Linked DNA regions of Homo sapiens: region 1 is linked to region 2. Evidence: chromatin loops called from intact Hi-C (ENCODE). Cell type or tissue: mammary epithelial cell. All regions are shown on one strand. Each heading gives the region's core, and the rest is flanking DNA. Links, peaks and the distances in the headings are about the cores only.

The links. Peaks named below come from ENCODE experiments on the same cell type or tissue, not always from the same donor. Only the 100,000 strongest peaks of a DNase experiment are listed, where the experiment ranks them.
Region 1: it touches region 2 in a loop (19-fold over the local background); 14 of 110 quality-filtered maps call a loop at or near these places.

What each region holds. Positions count from the first base shown.
Region 1 is chr1:204,802,287-204,812,786 of GRCh38, forward strand. No RefSeq gene overlaps it. Among named protein-coding and RNA genes, the nearest start is that of NFASC, 21 kb to the right of the region's middle. In mammary epithelial cell, for the core only: CTCF peaks have their summits at 5,114 (motif pointing left) and 5,962; DNase peaks (open chromatin) are centred at 4,855 and 5,095; H3K4me3 peaks cover 312 bases.
Region 2 is chr1:205,250,562-205,261,061 of GRCh38, forward strand. The region is part of intron 2 of TMCC2 (transmembrane and coiled-coil domain family 2); the gene reads left to right. Among named protein-coding and RNA genes, the nearest start is that of TMCC2-AS1, 19 kb to the left of the region's middle. RefSeq lists a silencer at 1,200-1,397 and an enhancer at 6,772-7,281. In mammary epithelial cell, for the core only: a CTCF peak has its summit at 5,792 (motif pointing left); DNase peaks (open chromatin) are centred at 5,790 and 8,470; H3K27ac peaks cover 1,370 bases.

The sequences.
Region 1 (10,500 bases), core at 1,772-9,771, 450 kb before region 2:
GTCACAGAATCTGGGCATTGGGGTGGGCTGAAGGGGTTGTAGATTTCTTCTTCCCACCCTATTAAGAACTCCTTTTACAGTATCCCTGATGGTGGCCACCTTGTCTGTGCTTGATTAAGTCTAGAGGTTGAAGTTGGCTACATCTTGGAGACCCAGACAGCACTCAGGGTTAGAAAGTTCTTCCTTTCTCTGTGTCCATCAGCAGGCCTTCCCCTGCATACTCACATATACTCTGACACACGTCAGTAGGAGCATAAATATTTATGACATGTAGCTAATGCAGTCGGCTTATAGGATTCCCAGAGCTTCAGATGGGAGATTTTTGCACGAGAAGCCCTTTATCTGGGGAGGGGTTCTGGATGGGGTAGCGGCAGATGCAGGCTCAGAGATGCTCCTCTTGGCTTCTCTGAGTGTTCTGGAAGCCTGCCCTTCACTGCGGCAGCCCAAGTGTCTGAATTTGCAAGGAAGGTTAGCTGGCAGCTGCCACTGTGGGCTCTGAGCACTGAGAATCAGCCAGCCTTCGGAAGCTTTCACTCAAGAAGCCCCTCCTGGGCTCTGCAGGACCAGGCCTCAGGAGGATGGATCCCCGGTCAGAGGGTCTAAAGTGCTTCTCACCCTGGCCTCCTTGAGGCGGAGCCCTTTGAGAGGGTAGAGCAAAGGGCACTTACACTCACCCTCACTGGCTTCTAGATTTCCTCCAGAGCTGATTGCCGGAAGGAAGTCTTAGATGACTGCCTCTAACCCTCAAAAGGGCCCCTGGTAAAGTCACCCCAGCACATAGCCCACACACCAGGAACTGCAAATATTACAAAGACTTCAAATAGTGTAGCTCAGGGTTCATCCACACATAGGGTCAGTTCCTCCCATGGCTGGCTGGTCAGTGCCCACCATGTGGCTGTATCATCCTCTAGACTTGGGGGTGGGGCTGGGGGTGAGGAGTGGTGGGCAAAGGAGTGAGAGAGCTGGACTCCCTGGAGAGCAATCAGGCTTGGGCATGAGGGTGCTCCTGCCCAGTGGGATCTTTTCTGGGGAGCATCAGCAGGGTAGAGCTCGGGCTAGCCTGGCCATTGGAGCCTGTGCCCAGCCTGATCTGGAGAGGGAACTGGAGAGGAGAGTGCTCCCTGGAAGGGAGGAGAATGGCTTCCAGCTGGACTCTTGATGAGGCAGGATTTAGTCACCCCAGAGCCCCACTTCCAATCCTCTCCAAACCTGCACGCTGAACTGCTACCTCTCCCTTCAGGGTCTTACACTCTGCACATCTATTTTACCAGGATCTAAACTCATTCCTTTTGCACCTTTGATGAAACCGGTCTCCTTTCTCCGACCTTGGACAGCTAGGCTGAGAAAAGGGAGAGAGCAGAGTATCCAGGCTGAAAAAGACTAGCTGTGTGAGCTGGACTGGGAGCCCCAGGCTCTCATTCACCTTTAAACCTGAGCCAGAGAACCATCTCCTCCAGAAAGTCCCTCATCCCCCCACCCACAAAACCAGTGCAATTCCCCCACCCTCTGTTCTCCTAGCACCCTGGTCAGCTCCCGATCGATCACTGCTAACAACATTGCATTAATTTTGTTCATGTGACTGTTTTCTCCAAAAGACTGTAAGCTCTTTAAGAGCAGCATCTGCACACTGTTTGTCTATCTTTGAACTCAGAGTGCTGCCAGGGTTCAACACATAACTATTCATAAATATATAGTGAAAGTTTCCCTGAACTTGAGAAGTTCACAAAGGAAAATTTAAGCCTCAGTGTACACATATTCATGGTTAAGGTAGGGGTGGGATTAAAGTGCGGTAAGAAAGAAGAGACCTGCCTACATTTTTACATTTTCCAGGGGGCTGGTAGGATGAAGCTGAGGAACTGGGGCTGCAATGATGGAAGAAGGTGCGGGGTTCTGAACTCCTGGGCACACGACCAGCTACAGGCCACTCCCTCTGCCTGTGTGTTATTTCCACAGTGGGAGAGGACCATGGTCTTGTGGCATAGAAAGCAACTAGACCTCCAGGACCAAGTGTTAGTATCCACTGGGTGACCAATAAAAGCAGTAGTGATGTTTTTCTGTGTTGAGTGACCTTCCATCCATCACCTGGGAACTCAAGATATCTCTCTGGGGTTCCCACTCTGCTCTCAGCACTGAGCCACCACAGAGATGAGCAAAATCCAGGCCCCTACCTTCTAGGAGCTCCCGGTGTAGCTGGGGTGAGACTCCTAGTGCTTTGATGGGAAATTTGCCAGGGTATAATTACAGAATGCATTGTGTGGTGTGACCATGAGTGTTCTGGGAGGTCAGGGAAGACAGGAATGACTCTTTACCAAAGGCAGATGGCATTCTTGGTGATAGAAAGAAGTACAACACAATTCTCATGGTAGATGTAGACAAGCAACAAACGCACAGAGCAGCATAAATAGAAAAGAAGAAAGGAAGGAAGAAAAAGGAAAAAAGGCAGGAAGCAGGAAGAAAGAAAAGGAAAAAACAGAAAGAAAAAGAAAGGGAAAGAAGGAAGGAAGGAAGGGAGGGAAGGAGGGAGGGAGGGAGGGAAGGAACATTCCACAAGTTACATGTTGACAGCAGGGAGAGGCCACCTCTATGGGCTTGAGAGAAGGAGTCAGAAGCTTGAATGAGCCTTGAAGAAAAGAAAGTATTTAATTAGGGAGAGAAATGCAGAAGCAGCAGGGCAGATCCAAAGATACATGGGTCACTGAAGAGATGGGAATGTGGGTGCTTGGTCTGTGCCTAGAGACTTGCCTCCCTGTCAATGAATTTTTTTGAAGAGTTTGAAGTTAATGCATGCACACCATAAAGAATTAAAACAGTGTAAAACTAGTATTGATTGAAAATCTAAGCTCCCTCCCAGCCTGACTCTTGGCCCACAGTTCCCTTCTCATGTTAAGCTGGTACCTGTCTCATGGGTTATCTTTCCAGATATTTCTAGGGATATAAAAGCTTATATTTTAATGCAAATAGCCACATACTACACATAGTGTTCTATATCTTGTTGGTTTTTTTAAAGAGATGGGGTCTTGCTATGTTGCTCAGACTGGAGTGCAGTGGCTATTCACAAGTGCAGTCATAGGACACTGTGGCCTCTAGCACTTGGCCTCAAGCAATCCTCCCATCTTGGCCTCCCCAGTAGCTTGGACTACAAGTATGTGCCACAACACCCAGCTTGTTGATCTTTTCCTTACTGATTGGTAGGAGCTTTTACTCATTAAAGGAACCATTTGTTCATGATGTTGCAAATATTTTCTCACTCTGTCATTCATGCTTTTACTTTTTTATGGTGGTTTTTGCTACCATAGTAGAAATGTATGATCTGAGCTTATCAGTTTTTTCTTTTATGACTTCAGGGCTTGAACCATACTTAGATTGTGCACACTTCAAGATTATAAAAATATGCTCCCAGATTTTCTTTTGATACTTGTATAGGTTCAATTTTATTTTAAAATATTTGATTAGTGATCTAGTACTAGTTTTTCTTTTTGACTTTTGCTTGTTTAAATTTTTTATTTAATCCTAAATTTATTTTTAATTATTATGGATACATAGTAGTTGCACATATTTAGAAGTAGTTTCAATTTTAGGAATGATTCTGCTTTTTTAAGTTACAATCTATCTTGGATTTCATCCTTACCATTTTATGAAAGTCATCTCATTCTTTTTCACTGTGTTAATAGTTACTCTATCACATGGACTTACTATAATTCATTAAGTGTGGTAACTCATGACTGTAATCTCAGCATTTAGGGAGGATCACTTGAGGCTAGGAGTTTGAGGTCAGCCTAGGCAACATTAAGACCCCCATCTCTAAAAAAAAATAAAAAATAAATTAGCCAGGAGTGGTGGCACATGCCTGTAGTCCCAGCTACTCAGGAGACTGAGGTAGGAGGATCACCTGAGCCCAGGAGTTTTTCAGTGACTTATGATTGTGCCACTGTGCTCCAACCTGAGCAAGAGTGAGACCCCACCTGTTTAAAATAAAAGGGGAATAAGGCTGGAAGCATCACACTATCTGACTATACTACAAACGTAAAATGCACTACAAAGCAATAGCAATCAAAACAGCATGGTACTTACTCGCAGAAAAACAGACACACAAAACAACAGAACAGAATAGAGAGACCAAGAATAAATCTATGCTCTTACAGCCAACTGATTTCCAACAAAGGCATCAAGAACACACATTGGGCAAAGGCCAATCTATCCAATAAAGGGTGCTGAGAAAACTGGATATTCATATGCAGAAAAATGAAACCAGACTCCCTATCTCTCACCATGTCCAAAAATCAAATAGAGACGGATTAAAAACCAATGTAAGGCCCGAAACTGTGAAACTACTGGAAGAAAATTGGGGAACCCCTTCATGACATTGGTCTGGGCAAGGATTTTTTGAATAAGACCAAAAAAGCACACGCAACAAAAGCAAAAACAGGCAAATAGGATTCCATTAAACTAACAAGCTTCTGCACAACAAAGGAAATGATCAGCAGAGTGAAGTGACGACCTACAGAATGGGAGAAAACATTCATATACTTCGCATCTGACAAGGGGTTAATATCCAGGACACACACGGAACTCAAAGAATTGTAAGTCTTAAACGATGGCTTTAAACAAATTTTGTGAAAATTTAACCATCAGGTCTGGTATAAGCCAGCTCCAGGACACCACTGGAAGGGTTCCTGTTTTGGAAGCTGGACTCTGTCCTCCTCTTGGAGCCCTCGGAGAGAGCAAGCGAGGCTGCTCTGTTCTGGAGGCTCCGTGCCCCTGAGGCCTTTGACCCCGTTACCCGCGTTCCTCCCCTTGAAGCCCGGTCCCGCTCTCCCAACACCAGTGTTCTGCTGCCCCCTAATGGCAGCTTCTGCCATCTGCGGCTGTCCGGGAGCTAGATCCACCGCAAAGTCCACCAGCTCCGCTCCAGGATCAGAGACCCCTGAGCAGGTTAAACAATCTTCCCCCTCCACTCCAGACTTTTGGAACCCAAGGACGGCCGGGTCAGAGTACCCAGGACCTCAAGCCCCGCTGCCCCTTGTCCATCCCAGAATCGTGGTTTCCCACTGCCCTCTGCAGTGCCGCGGCGAAGTGATGAGCCCGGCACTGTGGCGCCACCTAGTGCCTCTGCTGGGTCAGTGGCACCTGCACCTGCACTGCCAGCCCCCTGCTGGGAGAATTCCGACTCAAGAACTGTAGTTTGTTGTGTGTTGTTTTTGCTTTGGGGCTCACTGGGAAACTCTCACCAGTCACCTGCATTACAGCCTGGGGCTTCCTGTCACTGTAGAGCAGGTAAGAAGAGGAGGGAAAGAAAAGACCTCAGCAGCACAGCACCAGACCTTCCTCCACTTGGTGGGGCCTTCTGACCACGAATGGTGAATAGTCCAACTAACAACTAAAAGCTCCAGCTGGGAGGACCCTGGAGCTCCCCTGAGCCTGTGGCCTTCAAACGGTACTGACCAAGCCCATCAGTAAGCAGTGCATTTTACAACGCAACAGTCCAGGACACCCCTGCGTTGAAAGAACTCAGGAAGCAATACTTACCCTTAGTATGCATAGCGTATTTTGACACTTCCATTACTTTTGATTCTAAAAAAAAAAAAAAAACTTGCCACAACTTAATAACTGAATTCACAGTTCATTAATGGGTCACCACCTACAGTTTACAAAACAATAATCTAGCCCTCAGTTCACTGAGAAGAAACAGAGGACAAAGAACAAATTTGCCCAATAGCAAATTAGGGGCAGATTCAGATCTAGGATCTAGAATCCAGGTCTCTGATGCCCAGTCTCATCACTTCAAGGCCTCCTCTGGGCTCTGTACCAAGTTCCTTTTGCACTGAAGCACAGAGCTCTGTCTCTCTCTGTGGCCCAGATCTATATAGGGCAGACTGTCAGGATCTGACTGCAGGCCCCTTTGTGCCCTGGAAGTAAGGGGTTGTCAATTGCTGTTTCTCTTATAATGAACTTCTCCTGTTCTAGCACAAGGCGGCAGCAAAGAGAAGCAAATGGCCTTGATAGTTGGAAGGAAAAAGGAGAAAATAGGCTCTGGGCAGTTCCGGTAACCTAACAAGTAAATGAGTAGCGTTAGCGTTTTGCTTGAGATCAAAAGCCAAAGGGCGGTATTTTGTCAAAGACCTTTGGAACTTAATTTTAAAAGTTAAGGAGGGCCAGGCATGGTGGCTCACACCTGTAATCCCAGCACTTTGGGAGGCTGAGGCAGGGAGATTCCTTGAGTCCAGGAGTTTGAGACCAGCCTGACAACATAGCGAGATCTTGTCTCTACAAATAAAAAACAAAAAATTAGCTGGGTGTTGTGGTGCACATCTGTGGTTCCAGCTTCTTAAGAGGCTGAGGCACGAGGATCCCTTGAGCCCAGGAGGTTGAGGTTGCAGTGAGCTGTAATCATACCACTGCACTCTAGCCTGGGTGACAGAGCAAGACCCTGTCTCAAAATAAATAAAGGCTAAAGGGTGTTGGGAATACTCTAGTCTAAACAATACCTGATGCACTGTTTGTTGCAGGAGTGTTGATAAAAAAGAAATCCGTAATCTTCCTAGAGAGCATATGAATTTTATTTTAAAATTTTAAAATGTTCAAACCCACTGATCCAGAAATTCCACTAAAAGGAATATATAAAGTGCTAATTTTATCCATACAAAGTTGGTCACCACAACATTTGATATTTTTTTGACAGAAAGAGCTAAATAATATCTACATGGAATTAGTTTTAAATCTTGTGTACACCAAAACCAAAAATGTAATACTATGCAGCCAGTAGGTAGGATGATGTAGAATGTGAAAAGCAGTTTACAAAATCCTATGTGTAGTATGCTCCCATCTGTGTAAAGTGCCCAGGGATTCTCTAGGTACTGGGGTGAAGGTGGGGTGCCTCTCTGAAGAATGGAGTCATCATTCAGAATCACCTGGAGAGATTTTATAAACCACAGTCTTCCCCAACCACTCACCCCAGGAAAGTGTGATATGCCCCTTTGGGAGATATGGTTACATTTGAGAATCATTTCAGGAAGGGAAAAGGATAGAGAACTGCTGGAGGTGTACATATAACCATTTGTGTGTACATGCATGTGAGATGGTAGTGGGATGCTTCCCAGAATGACAGCATCAGTCTTCTCTGAGTGGTGAGATTTTCAAGTGTTTTTCAATAATAATAATGACAATAATGATACTTAGAATAATCATGATAAAAATAGTTTGTTTAATCATCTACCTGTTGAAGGACATCTGGGCTATTTTGAATTTTCACCTATTACAAATAAAGCTGCCATGAACACTTGGTGTACAGGTTTTGGTGTGAACGTAAGTTTTTATTTCTTAGACATAAATGTCCAAGAGTGCAATTAAGGCTTGTTTTATGGCCTAGCATATGGCCTATCCCTGATGTTCCATGTGCACTTGAGAAGGATATATATTCTGTTGTTGGATAGAGTGTTTCATAGATGGCTGTTAGGTTCAGTTGGTTTACAGTGTTGTTACAGTTTTCTATTTCCTTGTTGATCTTCTGTCCAGTGGTTCTGTCTATTTTTGAAAGTGGGATGTTGAAGTCTCCAACTATTACTGTTGAATTGTCTATTTAATTTCTGTCAGGTTTTGCTTCATGTATTTTGGTGCTCTGATATTAGGTGCATATATGTTTATAATTTTTACATCTTTCTGATGAATTGAACTTTTTGTCATTATAAAATGCCTTTGTTTGTCTCTAGGGACATTTTTTATTTTGAAGTGTTTTGTTTTATATCAATCAGTATAGCTGCCCCAGCTTTCTTGTGGTTGCTGTTTGCATAATATATATTTTTTCCACTTTTCTACTTTCTATTTGTATCTTTAAATAAAAAGCATGTCAGATAACCTCTGTCTCTAGGAACAGGAAAAGATTTCATGATGAAGACACCAAACGCAATTGCAACAAAAGCAAAAATTGACAAATGGGATCTAATTAAACTAAAGTACTTCAGCGCAGCAAAAGAAACTATCAACAAATTAAACAGACAACCTACAGAATGGGAGAAAATTTTTGCAAACTATGCATCAAAGATCTAATATCCAGTGTCTATTAGGAAGTTAAATTTGACCTTTGTCTAATATCCAGCATCTATATACAAGTTCCTTATAGATGCTCTCATTGTGTAAAGGGATTCTCTAGGTCATGCCCATGTAGCCCTGAACTTAAAATAAAAGTAAAAAAAAAAAAAAAAAAAAAGCAAGTCTACTGTAGACAGCATATAGAGTTAGATGATGTGTTTTTTTCCCAGATAATCTGTCTTTTGATTGAATTGTTTAATCTATTCATATATATTGATATGGTTGGATTTACATCTGCCATTTTACTTTTTGTTTCCTATGTCTCATGTCTTTTTTGTTGCCCCATTACAAAGTGGGCAAAACATGAACAGACACTTTTTCACTTTTCAAAAGAAGACATACATGCTGCCAACAAGCATATGAAAAAAGCTCAACATACTTGATCATTAGAGAAATGTAAGTCAAAGCCACAATGAGATACCATCTCACACCAGTCAGAATGGATACATTAAAAAGTTGCTGGCAAGGTTGCAGAGAAAGAGGAATGCTTATACCAAGTTTGTCCAACCTGCGACCCCCAGGCCACATACAGCCCAGGACGGTTTTGAATGTGGCCCTACACAAATTCATAAACTTTCTTAAAACATTATGAGATTTTTTTTTTTGCAATTTTTTTTAGCTCATTAGCTATTGTTAGTGTTAGTGTTGTTAGTGTTCTTTTTTTTTTTTTTTTTTTTTGAGATGGAGTCTCACTTCTGTCACCACGCTGGAGTGCAGTGGTACGATTTCAGCTCACTGCAATCTCTGCCTCCTGGGTTCAAGCGATTCTCCTGCCTCAGCCTCCCGAGTAGCTGGGACTACAGGCACCCGCCACCACGCCTGGCTAATTTTTTGTATTTTTAGTAGATACGGGGTTTCACCATATTAGCCAGGATGGTCTCGATCTCCGACCTCTTGATCTGCCCGCCTCAGCCTCCCAAAGTGCTGGGATTACAGGCGTGAGCCACCACGTCTGACTCATACACATCTTAAGTCATCAGAATTAGCTTTAGGTTTACACTAGCTTAATTCCAGTGATACATAGAAATGTTTCTTATATATAGTTCTATTCCCTCTCCTCCCTCTTCTGTGGTATTATTATTAAATCAGTTGTCTTTTTTTTTTTTTCTTTTTGAGAGACAGGGTCTCACTCTGTTGCCTAGGCTGGAGTGCAGTGGCATGATCATGGTTCACTGCAGCCTTGAACTCCTGGACGCAAGCAATCACCCTGCCTCAGCCTCCCAAGTTGCTGGGACTACAGGTCCCAACTACTTGGCCATAACATTTATATAACTTTTAAATTTTTGTAGAAGTAGGGGTCTTACTATGTTGCCCAGGCTGGTCTCAAACTCCTGGGTTCAAGTGATCCACCTGCCTTGGCTTCCCAAAGTGCTGGGATTACAGGTGTGAGTCACAGCATCTGGCTGAGGAGCTTTTGAAACCTACAGTTTTCTGGACTCCACCCTAGACCTACAGAATCAGAATCTATATATTTTTAAAGCTCCCGGGTGATTCTGATGATTGACAAGTTTGGGGATCTCTTTTCTAGAAGGTGAGGAAACTGAGGCTAAGATGTAGCACCAGCCATACTCCCAGGGGATGACCAGCCTGTGCCCAGAGCCCAGGCCTTCCAGCTCCCAACCCATACTCTTCCCCGCACACCCTGCTGCTTCCCCATGTGACTGCCCTATGACCTCTCTGTCAGTTTCCTGCTTTTGGCTCCTGCCAGCTTCTCAAAGAGGTAAAATGGATTAGGAGGGGAATCAAGTGCCTTGTAGATTATTGTGCCTTCATGGATTTGAGGGGAAAGTTGGAGACCTTGTACAACCTTTTCCATGGTGACCAACAAGGACCTGGATGAGTCATTCCAAGAAAGGCTTACTCCTCTTTGTTACCTATGAGGAGCTAATACCATAAACTAAAGAATAATCCACCCACTCATTCATCATTTATTAAGTGTCTAGTATATGCCAGGAGTTAGGGCAGGCATTGTAAATAAAAAGATGAATGAGATGCAACTCCTGTTCTCAAGATGTTTATGAAGAACAATGAAGTAAAGAATACATGGAAAATATTTAACCTACTCAAAAAGTTTTGTAAACAGATTTTTTTTATAATAACTTATGTGGTAGCAACATCTGATTAAACCTGAAAATATTTGGTGCGAAAACCTGAGCTGAACTGACATAAGTTAAGGAAATGAATTATAGCTTTATTCATGTCACTTAGTGTGAATATTCATACCTTTTACTGCATACATATTAATGTGTTTGATTTACAAAATTATGCCTCAGACCTCACTGGAGTTGTGACATAACGAATAGTATCTGAACCAAATAATCTTTCTAAAATCTGAAAAATTATGAATTCTAAAATACATCTGGCTCAAGGATTTCAGATAAGGGATTGTGTATCTGTATTTTTTAAGTTCCTTTT
Region 2 (10,500 bases), core at 934-8,933:
ATATCCAGTATTCTCCAGATTAGCTCTGGCATCTGGGAGTACAGAAATCACCAGGATAGAGGGGGCAAAATTAGATAACTTCCAAGTTACCTAGCCAAGATGTAAGGTCATGCCTTGTTGACGCCTTTGTCCCTAAGCTCAGGCAAAACTTGGTGGGAGACAAGCTGTCTGTCTGCAGACACAGGTGGGAGAGGCCAGCCAGGTATCTGCCTGGGCTTTCCAAGCTTGCCCAAGGGGAAGGTGCACTCAGGTTTCAGGTGTCAGACCCCTATGCCAGAGCTGGTAGCAGTCAGCAAGAGGAGCTGTCTGTCATCGGGTTCCAGACGGCAAGGAGCCGGCACTGATGATGTGGGCTGGGTCATGGGAGTTGGCTCAGGTCTCCCCGGCTACCCAGCACGTTCTTCCCTGGATCTGCCACATCCCTGAGATGAGAAACGTGACCCCAGTCCCCTCTGGGGTGCCAGATGAGGCAATGGATATACAGCATCATTAACCTGATCCCTGCTTCTGCCTCTTCTTTTCATAGGCATATTTTGGGCTTTCTCTGTATATCCCACAGAGCAGAGGGCGCTGAAATAGAAGTAAAACTGAATGACTGAATGTACACACCCTATTGCATTCCTTCTAGGCTCCTAGGGAATCAGAAGCTCCCCTGAGCTGCAGTAGGGAGTTGGGGGAAGTGAGTGTCATTTCTGGGGACAGCCTTTTCCTACCTCCCTTCTCTGTCCAGGGACAGGCTCTTGGACCCCTAGCCCATTTCCCAAATCTTCCAGAGGCCAACCTAGAGGCCTCCTGCCCGCTGCTGCTTTTGTCCTCTTTGATCCCCCTCCAGGTCTGATTCTGGGAGTTCTCACTCTTCCTTTCCATTTCCTCTTCCTTACAGTTCTCCAGATACCCCACCACTGGGACCCTAGAGCTGAGCTAGTGTCCATAGCTAGTGAATAATTCATCAGGCTCAGCAAGAGCTAAATTAGACCCAAGGTGATACTGTGACCAGGAGGCCTCCTTTGGGCATCTGGAAAGGCGAATCCTGCCCTGGAAAGACAAGTGCTCTGTAACATTAACTTCATTGTATAAGGTTTCTTCATTGCCTGAGAAGGTAGCTTCAGATCCAAATATAATCTGGGCCCTGTGCCTGTCCACTGACTTCTCAGGGGCTCAATGGCTTATGGGCATGCCCCCCAAGAGGTGCCACTCATGTCCTTTTGAAAGCCTTCCTGGCATCAACAGTCAGCTGAACAGCATGCTACAGTTTGCAGAATGCGTTCACACACATTTCTCGTTTAGTCACGTCAGCTCATGGTATGCTCTGAGCCCTTGAGTCAGCAGGAGCACACCAGAATTCGGTGTTTCAATCCTCTGCTTTTAGAAAGGAATTATTCCAAATTATTCCTGGCAAATAGGGTGGGGTAGAGGGTGCTCTGCTTCCTAAAAGTTGCCCAAAAAGGAGATGTGGCTTCCTCTCCGGGTCACTTTCTCTTGGGCCTGTTCCCAGTAAAACCTCCTCCAGGGAGAGTGACTATAAAGGCATGAAATCATCCGTCTTTCCTACCTGCCTGGTACAGATTTTGATTTGCCTAAAAGTGACCTATGTAAGTGGTTCTGTTCACTGCCCAACATCTGGGCTCATGTCTGTGCCCAAGAAGGACTACCTAAACAGGAGTGTCTGTGGCATTAGATGGGCAGAGGACCAGCAGGAGAGATGGCATACTCCCTCCCTGGAAGCAGCTGAAAGGTGCCCTGGTGTGTGCATGTGGGTGCTGCCCTGCAGCTTCCTCCACTCTGGCCTGATCTGTCTGCTTTCCCAGCTCACACAGCTGTGCCTATTCCTCCACGTATTCCTAGGAAGCATGCCCACCTGGGTTGCTGCTGTTCACGCTGAAGAATATTATCCTTCCTCTCGCATTTCCCTGGGGGTTAGCAGAGCTCTTTGGTCACATGGGTTTCTAAGAAGATGCACCTTCTGGCTTGATCTGAAAGTGAATACTTGGGGAGGGAACCTCTGAAAGATGACCATTTTCCAAACCTCCATTTCCAAGCAGGCTTGGTGAGCATAAAAGAAGCCGCCAGCCTTTCAAAGAGGAGTCCTCACTGGCAGATTTTCACAGCACATTTGGGGCCTGAAATTTTTTTAAGGCCTCACCTTGTATTCTAAGCTACTAAATTTAGCTACTTTTTAGCGTGGTTCTTTGCTCCTAAAGCCTATGACTTCTCCAGTTTCCCACCCTTCAAAATGTGTGGTTTGTGATTTTTTTTTTTTTAAGAGAAAGAAAAGTAGGCCAGGTGCAGTGGCTCATGCCTGTAATCTCAGTGATTTGGGAGGCCAAGGCAGGAGGATCACTGGAGGCCAGAAGTTCGAGGCCAGCCTGGGCAACATAGTGAGACCTTGTCTCTCTTAAAAAAAAAAAATAATAATAATAAAACTAGCTGAGTGTGGTGACATGCACCTGTAGTCCCAGCTACTTGGGAGGCTGAGGCAGAGGATCATTTGAGCCCCCCAGAGTTTGAGGCTTCCGTGAACCATGATCACACCACTGCACTCCACCTTAGGGGAAAGAACGAGACCCTGTCTCTACAAGAAAAAGCAAGAAAAATAAGATGATTTTAAAAGGGCAGTGGGGAGAGAACGGAAGAATAACAACAAGGCAAAGGAAGAGAAAATAAAAAAAATAAGATTTAAAGAATACTAAAGAAAGAAGGGGCATGGCATAAAAATTAAGGGAAGAGAAAGAAGGATGTGGAAGAAAAAACTAAACTAAGGGGAACCCAGTAAAAGGGCTGAGACCTTCCAGACGTGCAGAGAGAAGAGCCTGTGCCCAGGACCTGGGCTTCCTTCCAGTCCACCCTTCTCAGATGACAAGAGCCTATCTGTCACCCCCGCCTCAGGCTTAACTTGGAAGGGTGGAAAGAGTGAAGCCAGAGACCCCCTGCCACAGCTCAGCTGCCCATCCTGTGAATTGATAGTGACCACTCTGTGTCACTGAGATGTGGCCTCCATCTCTGCCAGGCCAGAGAGGAGGCGCCCCAGGGATGTCCAAGACTGACCAAGAAGTGCAAGTGATGTGGCTTACTCCACAGCTCCTTTTCTTTGCAAAAGAAGAGCTGCTTTGCAAGTGGTGTCCTTTCAGAGCCCACTGCTTTAGTGCCCTTGGCAGCTTTTCCCAGGTGTGCCTGCAACTCTCTTTGCTCCTGATGGCAGCTACTTCTTTGGCTTTTTCTGTTTCAGACCAAGTCTTCCAGGTACTGTCTGGAATACTGTGGTTTGTGTATGCATGTGCACATACATCCATGGTGAGGGAGCTTCAGGACCAGTCACCTATTTCAGTAAAACTTAGAAAGTGCCATGTGTTTGCACGAGGGCCCTGGGAGATAATGGTCCTATGTACCATTTGCAGCTAGGAGAAGTGAGACTCAGCTGCACAGAGTCTCCAAGGCTTGGCTCATTCACCCTCTCCTCCATCTCCTGATGCCACTGGTCTCACTCTCCAAGGCCGCCTCGTCCAAGCTGCTGCTTTGTAGTTGCTCCTGCCTCCTCACAGTTGTGAAGCGGCACGGACAGAACATGGAAGCCGCACAGCTAGCAAGTGGCAGGGTGTGGATTTTAGACCAGGTCTTCTGACTCCCAAGCACTCTGTGGGCCACTGAAAGGCTCATCCAGTGCCCAGCGAGCCCAGCTCTGGCACATCTTCCTGCCAGACACATTCACCTTAACCCCCTGTCTTTACGCCGTCCTCCCATCACATTTGTGGAAACAGTCTCAGCGCCTACAGTGACTTGACCAAGGTCACTTAGAAAGCATGGAAGTGAGTCTCACGCCCAGGGCTCTACAGGGCCTTTCCCACCATGCCACCATGCTTTGGGCTATCTGTTCCCCACCCCCACCACAGGAAGCTCTGCATCCTTGGCAGATTTGGGAACACGTCTCATGTATAAAGACGAGCAGGCTTAGAAAAGCATTGCTCTGCTGCTAGCTTGCCTGGCAGACATCTCCCTGGTTCTTGTTTGCTACTTTTCTCCTAGTGAACTATTGGTTCCCTCCTGAACCCCTGTTTTCCTGCTGTTCAGTTATTGTGCTGATGGGTAAGCTGCTCTTGGAGTGGAGCTATAACCTTCCATTAGGGAGCTGCCAGGTGCCTGTGTTGGGGGCAGCTCTCCCCAGTTCATTCTGGTGGTGCAGCATGGCCTTGCAGGAAACTCTTTCTGTTGCTTCTGAGCCCTCCTGATCCCGGGAAGCACAGAGAGACCTACCATGCAGAGTGAACCCCAGGGCTCTCAGCTCACTCGGCCCCTCCCCACCTGTCTCCTGCTGCCACTGCCTTCTCTTCCTTTTCCTCTGCTTAATAAGAAAAAGTTTAAAATGTTAGCTTGGGCTGGGCATGGTGGCTCACACCTGTAATCCCAGCACTTTGGGAGGCCAAGGCAGGTGGATCGTTTGTGCCCAGGAGTTCAAGGTCAGCCTGAGCAACATGGTGAAACCCCATCTCTGCAAAAACTAGCTAGACATGGTGGTGCACACCAGTAGTCCTAGCTACTTAGGTGGTTGAGGTGGGAGGATTGCTTGAGCCTGGGAGGTCAAGGCTGTAGTGAGGTGTGATCGTGCCACTGCACTCCAGTCTGGGTGACAGAGCAAGATCCTGTCTCAAAAAAAAAAAAAAAAAAAAATCCTAGCTTGGTGGGGCCTAGCCTGGAGCGGGCAGAGAAGGGGTATCTTGGCCGGGTGCAGTGGCTCATGCCTGTAATCCCAGCATTTTGGGAGGCTGAGGCGGGTGGATCACGAGGTCAAGAGATCAAGACCATCCTGGCCAACGTGGTGAAACCTCGTCTCTGTACTAAAAATACAAAAATTAGCTGGGCGTGGTGGTGCACGCCTGTAGTCCCAGCTACTTGGGAGACTGAAGCAGGAGAATCGGTTGAACCCAGGAGGTGGAGGTTGCAGTGAGCCAAGATCGCGTCAATGCATTCCAGCCTGGTGACAGGGCAAAACTCCATCTCAAAAAGTGAAAAAAGAAGGGGTATCTTGAGTATGAGAAGACCAAGCTGTCTTTGTTTCTACCTGAGACAGAACTGCAGTGGCTGGACTGCCTTTCATGGCAGCTAAATGAGGTAGATCATTTCATTGTTTTACGATGTCAGTATTGAGGGAGGATCAGTCTTATGCTAGGCACAGTGAATGGTCCAGATGAACATAAGATCTGATCCCTGCCTTATCATTTAATAGGGGCATAAGACCTATTTACAAATAACCCTTATGCAAGAACAGTGCTTGGTGCGAAAATATAAAGTCAAGATCCAGTACCATAGGAGGGGGATCATTTGCAGAAGTAGGGGAGCTGCCAGAAGTGTTCCCTGGCCCTACAGGTCAGAGCTGGCCCCAGAAATTGGGACCTATGTAATATGCTTTGCCAGGCTTCTTCACAAACCCCAAGTCATCAGCCAACCACAAATGTTTGTATAGTTTCCATGAGCCCAGGGTATGAGGACTCCTGATCTCAGTGATTTTGGCCTGCAAGCCCTGGCACTGGCTCCCAGAGATAGCACTGGGCCCTTATCTCTTCACACCTTCTTGAATTTGGGACTACCCAATCAACGTGACGCGTGTCGGCCATCAGTATTTAAGCCTGGAGTTCCTCACCAGACTCAAGTGGGTGCAGAATCCATGTCTTTCTGAACGACAGTTCTGCTGTGAGAAGCTGCCATTAGAGAGATCCAGCAGGCCCCAGGACTCAGCTGGCCAGCCGGTGACACTGCTCACTGCTCATTGTCCTCAGCTGTGGACCTCTGTCCCCCTCTGCTGGCCACTCACAGAATTTCCTGCTGGCACTGTCAAGATGAAGTCCAAGGAGGAAGAGACTGCTGTGAGTTTCCCATCTGTGCTTTATCTTGGGTGTTTTTGCCAGGGCAATGCTGGCAGAGACTGGGAAGCAGAAGCTAGTGCAGAAGTGGCCATTGGTGTCCAGGGCAGAGACTGGATTTCTGGGACAGGATCTCAGGGCAGAAGAATTCCCCTGGTGAGGCTGGCTGCTGTCAGCTTCCTCCAGGTGGTTATTGGAGTAGAGAAACTGCCTTGGAAGTGATGGTGCCTTAAGCCAACGGGCAGGGCAGCAGGGAGAGGAGGAGAGGACTCTGGCTGGAGCTGGCTGTGTTAGGATCTGCCAGGGAGCCCCCCTCCAGGCTCTAGTCTTTTTTGGCTTTGGAGAGCTCTTCGCTATCCTGGAAGGCTGGCTGGGAGGCTCACTTCCATTCCGAATCCATGAGACTGCTCTGTTTGTGAGAGGAGCTTCTGATCATGGGAGGCATTTCTGTGAGATGGGAGGGGTGAGGTGGAGTGCCTGTCTTCTGGGTGGTTGAAGGATGCAGGTGCACATGTCATGTGTCCTCGTGCACATCCCTTTCAACCCCCTTTGCCCCCCACCCCCACCCCTCCTCATTGATGCCTGTCACACCTGGGTGTCCTTATGCACACAACTCACAGTGGAACAGCTGGACTTGTGGAGGGGCATCTCATCAGAGCTCGGTCCTCCCGCGCTCGGTGATCCTCCCTGTCTCCTGCCAGATGGGAAGGAGCAGCCCGTGAGCCCCAGGGGAGGGGGAAATCTCCTAGAGCAATCCGCCCCTAATCCCCAGGCTGTGCCTCAGTCTGGAGATGGCGGCTGCAGAGTCTGGGAACTCAGGCACACCTGCTCGCAGCCCAGTGCTGCCCAGGGTCTGTGACCCCGGGGGCCTGACACAGTCCGCAGACAGCTGGGGCCTCAGAGCCCCGGGTACCTCATCGCCGGCACGGCTTCGGGAAACAGTGCCCACACAGGTGAGGCGTCTGGTGGGTGGAAGGAGAGAATTTCACCGGGCGGGGTGGAGTTGGGGGATGGGAAAAGGCCTGTTCTGCAGTTAGTCAGGTGGGCTGTGCTTACACTCCAGTCTCTCAGGGAGCTCTCCTCCAGGTATAGAGAACTGTTTGTGGGTGGGAGAAGGGAGGAGCCTTAGGCTGCCAAATGCTGGGAGAGCCCCTGGGGTTGGATGTGGGCGCCCTGTGCAGGAAGGCAGGTGAACCCTGGCAGAGATGCCTCCAGAAGCTGTGGCTATGTGGCACTTCAGCTGGGGCCCAGGCACCTTATTAAGTGGAGGGGTGTTCCTGGTTGTGGTCGCTTGTGTCTGTGAAGAAACAGTGACAGGAATGGGGACTGTGAAGGTCCAGTGAGTGCTGACCCCAGGGAGACAGTGGGAGAGGCCATAAGGAGTAAAATGTTTGGGTACTGAGAGTTTTTAGGGAATTCAGAGGATGGACAATGGAGAAGACCTGAATATGAGAGGGGAGCTCGGGGCCCCAACTGGGATCTGTGGGTGTGAGGAGACGAGGAGGGTGCAGGACATTTACTGGACAAAAGGGCTTTGTTCTCCACAGGGCAGACACTGAGGGGAGGATGTAGTTTTCATCAGAACTGAGGGGTGGCCCTAATGGAAGGGGCTAGAAGCCAAGGGTTAGATGAGAGGGATGTCTCCACCAGGACAAGAGAGTAGCCCTTAGGGTCAGGGCAGGAGGAAGAACTTGCTGGCCACAGGAGGTGGCAGGTGGAAGCCTCTACCTGGTGTCAGCTGATAATAGGCAGCTGGCTCTGCACTGCCTGGAGATGAGTAGTTGCTGCTTGAAAGGATGAGTGAGTGACTTTCCTTGTCTCTCGGTAGTTTGCACCTGAAATCCCCTTGTAGTAGAGCGAGATGCCTTTTAAAGCTACTGAGGGCATGCTCTGCCCTTCGAATCCCCCATGTGGCAGCTGGGGCCTTGCTACAGGGGTTTTGTCACCCCCTTGTGCCCATGGTGAACTGACTCAGGTCCATACTGCCCCACATGTGTCCCATTCAGTGTCTGAGCACGTGGTGCCTGCCCTCTTGAGAAAAGCCGCTTAGGCTCCCAGGCACCAATTAAACCGATAGGTAGGCTCTTTCTCCACCCCCACCCCTTTGCCCACCTGGGAGCACCCGGGTCAGCTGTGATGACACATCCAGAGCTGGAGTGAGCAGCTTCCTGTTACCCACATATCCTCACCAGGAAGGCAGAGAGCCACCAGCCCCACCGGGCTATTCCTGCTGAGTTGAAAAAATGGAATGGGGAAAGCCTCTGACTTCAGGACCAAGGGTTGGAATAATTTTTCCACCCTGCTCTTGCTGGAATGTTGGGTTGGTACAAGAAATTTCAAGTTCCTTCTCTCCCAACTTTACCGTAAGGTCACATGACCTCTTTGGGTTGAAGGATTTTAGCTGGCTGTAGGCTTTCCTCTCCATCCTAGTCTGGTTGACCTCCCCTTCCATCTGAGAATGGGTAGAAAAAGGGAATCTGAGCGTTCTTTATCCCGAGAGGGCCACTGAAATCAGAGTCACGGGGCAGCAGTCAGCAGATTGAAGCATCTCTGCTGAGTCACCCAGGCCTGCCAGCCCCGGGGCCGCACTCGCCTGCTGGGCTCTGACCCACTGGGAGCCCAGACCTTGCTCCCAGGAGCGGTGTTCTGCACAGGCCTGGGCCTGCTTGTCTAGACCCATAGACAAGCCAGGGTTGACACCTGACTCCATTGTCAGGATGACTGGGCTGCCCTGCTTTCCTAAAGGGAAGCATAGGAACCCCCAAAGCTTTTTCTTTGTCTTTTTTTTTTTTCCATCTAAGAGTGACCTTATATTGTCTTTCCAACTCCTGAGCAGATGGCTAACATGAGAAGGCCCCTTTCTCCCTGTCAGCCTGCTGTGGGGACCCTAACGGGTTCTTTGCGAGTCTGGGAAGGGGCTGCCTGCCTCAGAGGGAGGAGGGTCAGAGGTACAGCTTTCTCGTGCAGCTGGGAGCACAGGTGTGGAGCACATGTTCCTTGCAAATGGCAGCTGTTTCTGTGGTCTATCTTGAAAACTGCTTAATGCATTTACATTATGAAGAAAGAGAACCACGATTCACATTTCCCAATTTACATAGCTAGTGCCCTTCCCCTCCCTCCACACAGCTTCACTTAAGCCTGGATACTTTCTGTTCCAACAGTGTCTACTGTGTGCCTCCCGGATATCGGGGATCCAGGCTGCTGGGCTAGTGTGTGAGAGGAAGCACCGGTGTCCCATGTCCAGGGCCGGGTTGACACGAGGACACTGAGTTCAGGCCCTGGGAGGAGGTGGAAACCCCAGGAAGTTCCACGGGAGCCAGGGCTGGGAAGCCCTGATCCGGCAGCTCCTTATAATCTGGCAGAGAGCCTAATCCAGCTTCATTTAGTGTTGTGAAAGGGGCCAGGGAGGTGAGTCCGGGGTGCCACCAAGGCCATGTGGAGGGGAGCCCCCAGGTGTGCGTGGGCTGAGGGTAGATCTCACTGGAGCAGGAAGAGGAATAGGGAAAGTTGGGTCTTGGACACTTGAGAGAACGTCCCAGCTCTGGCTTATCCAGACATTTGTCAGCACTTCTCAGCCCTCAGCCTTTGTGTAGAGCAAGATGTAAGGCCCTGGCTGGTAGGGTCCCTGAGCAGGGGGCATTCTGGTGTGGAGGGGGATCATGGAAGAAGTATGACTCTCCCTCCACGGTTCTCCTCTTAGAGCTTGCCCAGCCCATTCACAAGGATTAATCTGGAGTCAGGTACCTGTGGAGTGGCCAGCCTATCTCAGGCAGGTTGGGGTGGGGTGAGGAGGTCATGGTGTGGGGGCCACAACTCCAGGTGTGGTGCTGGTGGCTGGGCATGGATAGGGAGCTGGGTGGCATGGGCCAAACAGGACTCTGTGATGGTCTGGAGAGAGGAGCAGTGGTTCCTGTGTAGCCCACCTGTGCCCTGCTTTGGGCTGGGGAACCTTGGGCATTTCTGCCTGCTACTGACTGGGAGTTGAGTGATCTGGTCTTTTTAGTCAACCAGCTGCACGACAGGGGTATTAGGAGTGTGTTAGGAAGAGCTGCTACCCTACTAAACCTGACACAGTGAGCTGAAGGACCCAGAGACCCTCCTGCATACCCACTCTGTAATGGACAATGGTGGGAGCTGTGGCCCAGGCCAGTGGAGGACCCTGGCCTTCCACACCCAATTGTTGAAACATCACCTCCATCTAGTTCCTAAACATTTTCAGCAACCCCAAGGAAACCCTGTACCCATTAAGCTGTTACTCCCCATTCCTTCCCCCACCCCCACCCCAGCCCCCTGGCAGCCACTAATCAGCTTTCTGTCTCTGTGGATTTAACTGTTCTGGATATTTCATATAATGGAATCATTCATTATGTGGCCTTTCTTGTCTGGTTTGTTTCACTTAGCCTAACATTATTGAGGTTCACCCATGTTGGAGCATTACCGGCACTTTGTTTCTTTCATGGCCGAATAGTATTTCATTGCAAGAAATGTCACATTTTGTTGACCCATTCATCAGTTAATGGACATCTGAGTTATGTCCACCTTTTGGCTATTGTGAATATTGCTGCTATGAGCATTTGTGTACAAATGAGTGTTGAATACTCATTTTCAATTCGTTTGGGAATTGAAAATATCTAGGAGTGGAATTGCT